Linked DNA regions of Homo sapiens: region 1 is linked to region 2. A link is an interaction called in ENCODE POLR2A ChIA-PET data of the cell type or tissue named here. Cell type or tissue: Caco-2. All regions are shown on one strand. Links, peaks and the distances in the headings refer to the core of each region. The heading gives the core; the rest is flanking DNA. Region 1 has its middle 5.1 kb from the start of IST1. Region 2 has its middle 17 kb from the start of ATXN1L.

What was found. Peaks named below come from ENCODE experiments on the same cell type or tissue, not always from the same donor. Only the 100,000 strongest peaks of a DNase experiment are listed, where the experiment ranks them.
Region 1: POLR2A ChIA-PET joins it to region 2 with 9 read pairs; 18 of 35 experiments call an interaction of 5 or more read pairs at or near these places.

The regions. Positions count from the first base shown.
Region 1 is chr16:71,888,205-71,892,597 of GRCh38, reverse strand. It overlaps a transcript of ZNF821 not described here. Among named protein-coding and RNA genes, the nearest start is that of IST1, 5.1 kb to the left of the region's middle. In Caco-2, for the core only: no CTCF peak of the experiment used is centred there; a DNase peak (open chromatin) is centred at 1,727.
Region 2 is chr16:71,826,583-71,830,975 of GRCh38, reverse strand. No RefSeq gene overlaps it. Among named protein-coding and RNA genes, the nearest start is that of ATXN1L, 17 kb to the left of the region's middle. In Caco-2, for the core only: no CTCF peak of the experiment used is centred there; no DNase peak of the experiment used is centred there.

The sequences.
Region 1 (4,393 bases), core at 96-4,095, 62 kb before region 2:
TCCCTCTCAAAAAAAAAAAAAAAAAATTTTGGCCGGGCACGGTGGTTCACACCTGTAATCGCAGCACTTTGGGAGGCCGAGGCGGGTGGATCACGAGGTCAGGAGATAGAGACCATCCTGGCTAACACGGTGAAACCCCGTCTCTACTAAAAATACAAAAAAAATTAGCCGGGCTTGGTGGCGGGCGCCTGTAGTCCCAGCTACTGGGGAGGCTGAGGCAGGAGAATGGTGTGAACCCGGGAGGCGGAGCTTGCAGTGAGCCGAGATCGCGCCCCTGCCCTCCAGCCTGGGTGACAGAGGGAGACTCTGTCTCACAGACTGAAAAAAGATAAGCTAAAAGTATCATTGAGCCCCACCTAACTAAAAGCGCTAAAGGTGACATGATTCTTTTTTTTTTTTTTTTTTTTTTTTTTTTTTTTGAGACGGAGTTTCTCTCTTGTTGCCCAGGCTGGAGTGCAATGGCGCGATCTCAGCTCACTGCAACCTCCACCTCCCGGGTTAAAGCGATTCTCCTGTCGCAGCCTTACAAGTACCAAGTAGCTGGGATTACAGGCATCCACCACCAAGTCCAGCTAATTTTTTTTTTTTTTTTTTTTTTTTTTGAGACGGAGTCTCTCTCTGTCGCCCAGGGTGGAGTGCAGTGGCTCAATCTCAGCTCACTCCAACCTCCGCCTCCCGGGTTCAAGCGATTCTGCTGCCTCAGCCTCCTGAGTAGCTGCTACAGGCCTGCACCACCACGCCTGGCTATTTTTAGTAAAGATGAGGTTTCACCGTGTTGGTCAGGCTAGTCTCAAACCCCTGACCTCATGATCCGCCCGCCTCAGCCTCCTAAAGTGCTGGGATTAAAGGCGTGGGACACCACGCTTGGCCGATTTTTTGTATTTTTAGTAGTGATGAGGTTTCACCATGTTGGCCAGGCTGGTTTCGAACTCCTGACCTCAAGTGATCTGCCGGCTTCGGCCTCCCAGGGTGCTAGGATTACAGGCGTGCGCCACCATGCCCAGCCGACATGATTCATTTATTCGTTTAGAAAAATTGCTTTCTACTCGGGAGTTGTAAAGATTTAGCAATCATCACCTGTGTCCTGGGCTTTAACAAAACCTACCTGTCTATTTAGATCCTGTAATATATCAACTGTGAATTGTACCCCAACAAGCCAATTATTCGAAACAGTATCTCTGAGGGAATTAAAAAACACAATATTATCTCTGTCCCTGGCTGAACAGACAAGTTTCATTCAGAAGCTAAACATACTGAAAAATAAACACTGTTTCCCTTGAAAATCCAGTTTTGCTGTTGGGACAAATGTTAACACATTACATTTCTTTGGTAACTAACCAGGTACTTTTTTTGTGTAAATGACTATAACTAGTAGCTGTAACTAAAACCAGACACAGTGTTTGAGCCCAATAAAATAAGAATCTATAACAGGCCTGCAAGCCTTAATCAGCCAACCTGTTTTGTGTACAGCCTCTCCAGCTAAGAATGATTTTTATATTGTTAAAAGGTTAAAAAGCAGGAAGGGGCTGGGCGCGGTGGCTCACGCCTGTAATCCCAGCACTTTGGGAGGGTGAGGCGGGCGGATCACGAGGTTAGGAGATGGAGACCATCCTGGCTAACACAGTGAAACCCCGTCTCCGCTAAAAAATACAAAAAAAAATTAGCTGGGCGTGGTGCGGGCGCCTGTAGTCCCAGCTGCTTGGGAGGCTGAGGCAGGAGAATGGCGTGAACCTGGGAGGCGGAGCTTGCAGTGAGCCGAGAATGCGCCACTGCACTCCAGCCTGGGTGACAGAGTGAGACTCCCTCTCAAAAAAAAAAAAAAAAAAAAAAAAAGCAGGAAGGGGAGGAGCATGAATGTGTGACAGTGACTTTATGTTGCCCACAAATCCCAAAATATTTACTATGTGGTCCTTTATAGAAAAAGTTTGCTCACCTGTAATCCCAGCATTTTGGGAGGGTAAGGCAGGGGGATCACTTGAGGTCAGGAGTTCGAGACCAGCCTGGTCAACATTGCGAAAATCTGTCTCTATTAAAAATACAAAAATTAGCCAGGTGTGGTGGTGCACTGTAATCCCAGCTACTCAGGAGGCTGAGGCAGGAGAATCACTTGAACCTGGGAGGCAGAGGAGGCTGCAGTGAGCCGAGATTGTGCCACTGTACTCCAGGCTGGGAGACAGAGTGAGATCCTGTCTGAAAAAAAAAAAAAAGTTTGCTGACTTCTGCATAAAAGTACTACACATTGTGTAAGAGAAAGAAGGGAAAGATGATGGGCATAGAGTTATTTCCTTTGTTTTAACTATTAACATTTAGACTAAAGAATATACAATGAAACAAAAAAAGAAAAAGAAGAAAAACAATAAAAAAAAGAATATACAAGGATATAGGAACTGCTCTGGACATCTTCCTAAAGCCTAGGAAAAAAAAATCAAGATCACTTGTTAAAGAACCCATGAAACAAGTCTTCAGAAAACTAATTAATGTCACTAATTAGGGCTATATACAAATATTAACTTATCTTTGTGGCATTTTACAGTTTACAAAGCACCTATAAACACATTATCTCAATTTCAGGCTGACATTTCTGTGAAGCAGCTGCAGGTCAAAAATCATTTTTTTGTTTTTGTTTTTGTTTTGTTTTGCCTGAGACAGGGTCTCGCTCTGTTGTGCAGGCTGAAGTGCAGTGGTGCAATCATGGCTCACTGCAGCCATGATCTTGGGCCCAGATGATCCTCCCACATCAGCCTCCTGAGTAGCTGGGACTATAGGCACATGCCATGCCACCATACCTGGGTAATTTCTTATATTTATTTGGTAGAGATGGGGTTTTGCCATGCTGCCCGGTCTGGCATTATCAGGTCAGGTTTTTTCGGGTTTTCTTTTGTTTTTGTTTTTTTGTTGTTGTTTTGTTTTTTGTTTTGTTTTTTGAGACAGAGTCTCACTCTGTCTCCTAGGCTGGAGTGCAATGGCATAATCTTGGATCACTGCAACCTCCACCTCCCAGGTTCAAGTGACTTTCCTGCCTTAGCCTTCCAGGTAGCTGGGATTTACAGGCATGCACCACCACACCCGGCTAATTTTTGTATTTTTATTAGAGAAAGAGTTTCACCATGTTGGCCAGGCTGGTCTTGAACTCCTGATCTCAAGTGATCCATGCACCTCAGCCTCCCAAAGTGCTGGGATTACAACAGGTGTGAGCCACCGCACCCGGCTATTGTCAGTTTTTATAGGAGGAAAGTGAAGCTTAAAGCTATGAAGTGACCAATCTAAGGTCAACAGCTATAAATGCCAGGATCAGATCTTGAACCCAGACTTTGACACTGAACATCATATATTTTCTTTTCATTTATTTATTTTTTATTTTAAGACATGGTTTCACTCTGTCATCAGGCTGAAGTGCAAGGGTACTATCACAGCTCCCTGCAGCCTCAAACTGCTGGGTTCCCATCTCATCCTCCTAAGTAGCTTGGACTACAGGTACATGCCACCATGCCTGGCTAATTTTTAAAAAACATTTTTGTAGAGACAGGATCTCACTATGTTGCCCAGACTGGTCTCAAACTCCTGGCCTCAAGTGATTCTCTCACCTCAGCCTCCCAAAGGCATGAGCCACCTCGCTTGGCCCGATTATATACTTCCTGTATATCCATGTTTCCATAATAATTTCCAGCCCTGTTTTACTTTCAATTTGTGTATATGGAGTTTATCAATACATGAAAATAAAATGCATTAAATCACAGTTATTACTGTGATTTGGGTTCATATATAAGATCAAAAAATTTTCAAATCAGGTTTTTACATTTATCATCATTGTAATCATCTAGAAAACTTAATTTTTCCTTAAATGAACTCAAAGCCATGAAAACTTGTAACTCTAGATTCTAAATATAAACACAAAAGTTTAAACATTGTCCTTTAAAATATCAGATTTTTATCAAGACTGTATGATAGTGGCATAAGGATAGGCATATAGGTCAATGGAATAGAACTGAGAGTCCAGAAATAAACCCATGCATTTATAACCAATTGATTCTCAACAAGGATACCAAGACAATTCAAAGGGGGAAAGAACAGTCTTTACAACAAATGGTGCTAAGAAAACTGGATAACTGCATGCAAAAGAATAAAATTGCCCCCCACCCCGGCCTCACACCATATGCAAAAACTAACTCAAAATGGAGTGAAGACCTAAATGTAGGAGCTAAAAAACTCCTAAGAGAAAACATAGGTGTAAATTTTCATGACTAGGCGGTGATAGTTTCGTAGACATGGCATCCAAACCACAAGCAATGAAGGAAAAAATAAATTAGACTTCATATAAATCAAAAACTTTGTGCTTCAAAGGACACTATGTGCCGTGACCAAATAAATAAAAATAAATATTATTTTTATTTGG
Region 2 (4,393 bases), core at 83-4,082:
CTGAGGCAGGTGGATCACGAGGTCAAGAGATAGAGACCATCCTGGCCAACATGGTGAAACCCCGTCTCTACTAAAACTACAAAAATTAGCCAGGCGTGGTGGTGCATGCCTGTAATCCTAGCTACTCAGAAGGCCGAGGCAGGAGAATCGCTTGAACCTGGAAGGTGGAGGTTGCAGTGAGCTGAGATCATACCACTGCACTCCAGCCTGGAGGACAGAGCGAGATTCCATCTCAGGAAAAAAAAAAAAGAAAAAAAAGAAAGTACATATTTGACTAAATGTAACTGGCTTAGTAATATAAAGGAAGCTAATGAAATTTAGAAGTTTCGACTTTTGAACATCTGACATCATGACCACATTTACATAATTCAAAACTGACATTCAATGGAACACAGAGACCTGGCCACAGCAGTTGCTTCAGGCTGGTGGACATTTTTTGTCATTCAGGGTGTCCATTCTGATTGGTTAGTGCCATGTAGTACTGGTTCTTGAATATATTTACTGTCACCCTTGACATAATTCAAATACTTATCACAAAATCAGAACTGTTGATTCAAAGTTTGGATTTTTTTTGAGACAGAGTCTTGCTCTGTAGCCCAGGCTGGAGTGCAGTGGTGCGATCTCAGCTCACTGCTGTATTTTTAGTAGAAACAGGGTCTCGCCATGTTGGCCAGACTGGTCTTGAAATCCTAGCCTTAGGTGATCCACCCACCTCGGCCTCCCAAAGTGCCGAGATTACAGGCGTGAGCCACCACGCCCGGCCTTTTCTTATGTTCACTTTCTTCCTCATATTCTGCTTGGTTTGAAGTTCTCTAACTCTGGAATAGGGCTGTCTTATACATTCACAAGCAAGGCCCCTTTTTGTTGCTAAATTATACATCATCTAAAAAAAATATACAGTAGTCCCTGCTTATCCGTGGGGAACACTACCAAAACCCCCATTGGATGCCTGAAACTGCAGATAATACCAAACCTGAGTAAGTTTCTGTACATGTTTCCCACCCCCAAAATTAAGGCTTTTTCCATCCTCACTAAGCATTTATCACGCTCTACGACCAAAAGTTTTGCAGTTTGTTTGAGCTGCGACAGGCAAACTAGCATGAATTTCTTTTTCCTTCTTCACAATTTCACAAATAGAAGATTTGTTCTTGGCTGAGCATGGTAGCTGACACCTGTAACCCTAGCATTTTGGGAGGCCAGGCAGGTGGATCGCTTGAGCCCAGGAGTTAGAGACCAGCCTGGGCAACATGGTGAAACCTAAACCCTGTCTCTACCAAAAATTAATTTTTAAAATATTAGCCAGCTGTGGTGGCACGTGCCTGTAGTCTCAGCTACTCAGGAGGCTGAGGTGGGAGGATACCTTAAGCCTGGGAGGCAGAGGTTGCAGAAAGCCGAGGTCCTGCCACTGAACTTCAGCCTGGGTGACAGCGAGACCCTGTCTCAAAAAAAAAGAAAAAAAAAAAAAAGATTCATGCTACCCATAGATCTTTGCTCTTTGCAACCTTACCGTATGATTTTTTTTCTATCCTTACACTTTTTTTTTTTTTTTTTTTTTGAGACGGAATTTTGCTCTTGTCCCCCAGGCTGGAGTGCAATGGCATGATCTTGGCTCACTGCAACCTCCACCTCCCGGGTTCAAGTGATTCTCCTGCCTCAGCCTCCCGAGTAGCTGGGATTACAGGCGTGCACCACCATGCCCAGCTAATATTTGTATTTTTAGTAGAGATGAGGTTTCACCATATTGGCCAGGATGGTCTTGATCCCCTGACCTTGTGATCCACCCTCCTTGGCCTCCCAAAGTGCTGGGATTACAGGTGTGAGCCACCATGTCCGGCCCATGGTAAGTACTTTTAAGATGGGAAAATTGACTTAAAGCTGAGGTTTTTATTGTGCACTGAAAGATTTTTTTCTACTTAGTCATGTGGCTTCTAGAGTAGCTCTGGAAGAATTGTAAAGCAGGTAAAATTTGTACTTTTTCTCTGCCCACATACTATTCCTAACAGACCCTTATAAGTGGTTAACAATAGAGTAGAAAACAAAAAAACGAAGGTACCTAAAAGTGTTATATCCAGAAGTGTGTGAAACATTTTTAGTTCTTTTCTCCCCCATCCTCTAATAAAAATACAAAAAAAAAAAAATTAGCTGGGCATGGTGGCGCATGCCTGTAATTCCGGCTACTTGGGAGGCTGAGGCAGGAGAATCGCTTGAACCCAGGAGGCAGAGGTTATGGTGAGCTGAGATCACACCATTGCACTCCAGCCTGGGCAACAAGAGCGGAACTCCTTCTAAAAAAAAAAAAAAGAAAAAAGAAAGAAGAGTATGGGTTCAGGAGTGAAACGATACATATTCAAATCCTTGCTCCACCATATATTAACTGTGAGACCTCAGGCCAAGTGTCAACAACTCAGTTTTCTGGGTTGGGGATAATAATATTTCCTAACTCATAAGTTTGTTGAGATGACTCAATTAGCTAATACACATAAGGAACTTAAATGCAATGCCTGGAACATAACAAATGTAATCAAATTTTGCTTTTGCTTTTTTTTCATTGTAATCATTATCATGGGGGTGAATTAAGCTTCCAGAAGATGGTCATGAACTGTCTTAGGACAAGAGAGATTTTCCCCTAATGCATCTCACATCATTCCATGTAGGGAGCTACTTGTTTTAGTGATTGATTAAGCTGTCTCTGGTGACTTCTTTATAAAGGATGGCTTCATACTTGGGTGCCAAACTTCTGCTTAGTGCAGGCATGAAGCAAAAAGTCTGTTCCATCTCCTGTGTTCCCACTGCTCTGCTTTCAGATTGCTGGATGTATCATGTTGGATTCCAGAGAATGGGGCACATTTATCTTTGCTGATGATGGTTTCCTGATAGGGATTCTTTTACTCTTGTTCTCTTCCAAAGAATTATATAGCTTTTTGAAAAATGACACATTGTATACATTTAAACAATACAGAAAGGGACTTTAAAGCAGTAAAAGACATATGAAATGCCACTAGAGATGTGCTCAAGGGCTTAGTCTTTGGACCTCTTCCCAACTCTTGAGCTGACTTCATCCAACCACATGTTTTTCAATACCTTCTTTATGGTGGGGGCTTCTACATGTATAGCATTACCTAAGGCTTCTCAGTTTATATGAGCTCCAGGTTCATATATCCTCCTGCCTTCTTGACATCTTCACTTGAGTGTTTCATAGACATCACCAACTTAACACGTCCCAAAGTGCTCTCACCCCTTCCAAAATATCTACCTATTCTACCGTTAATGGTAATTCTATGCTACGACAAAAATACTCATATCTTCCTTGATTCTTCCCTTTCTCTCAACCCCTACCCATCCAGGCTGGAGTGCAGTGGTGCAATCTTGGCTCACTGCAACCTTTGCCTCCTGGGTTCAAGTGATTCTCGTGCCTCAGCCTCCCAAATAGCAGGAATTACAGGCACACGCCACCTCGCCCAGCTGATTTTTTTATTTTTAGTAAAGACAGGGTTTCACCATGTTGGCCAGGCGGTCTTCAACTCCTGACCTCAAGTGATCCACCTGTCTCGGCCTCCCAAAGTGCTGGGGTTACAGACATGAGCCACTGCACCTGGCCTCCAGTGCCTTTTCATTTCTTTTTTTTTTTCTTTGAGATAGAGTCTCACTCTGTCACCCACACTGGAGTGCAGTGGCTCAATTTCAGCTCACTGCAACCTCTGCCTCCTGGGTTCAAGCAATTCTCCTGCCTCAGCCTCCTGAGTAGCTGGGATTACAGGCGACTGCCACCACACCCAGCTAATTTTTTATATTTTTGGTAGAGATGGGGTTTCACCATGTTGGCCAGGCTGGTCTCGAACTCCTGACCTCAAGTGATCCACCCATCTCCACCTCCCAAAGTGCTGGCATTACAGACGTGAGCCACCACACTTGGCCATATTTCACTTAGAATAATAGGCAAAGTCTTTCCCACAACCCATACCTTCCCTCCCCATCACTCTGACTTCATTCCCCCCAACCTTCCTCCTTGTTTACTCTGCCTTAGCCACACTGGCCACTTTATGCTTCTTCAAATGCCCAAGAACATTCCAACGTCAGGGCCTTTGTATCTCCTTCCGGTATTCTGTGTTCTCTAGATATCTGCCTCGTTCCTCCCTTACTTCCTGGAAGTCTATACTTAAATGTTCTCTTCTCTGTGAGGCCCTCCCTGGCTATCTTCTCTAAAATGTCAACCTCCTCCCTCTTCTCTGCTATTTTTTTTTTCCTCTGTAGCACTTATCTCTAGCTCACATCTTGCATAGTTCACTTAGTGATCGTGTTGATTATTCGTCTCCCCCACTAGAATGTCAGCTCCATGAGGGCAGGGACTTTTGTCACAGTTGCATCCCCAGCCCTGTTCCTGTCTGTTCATTTT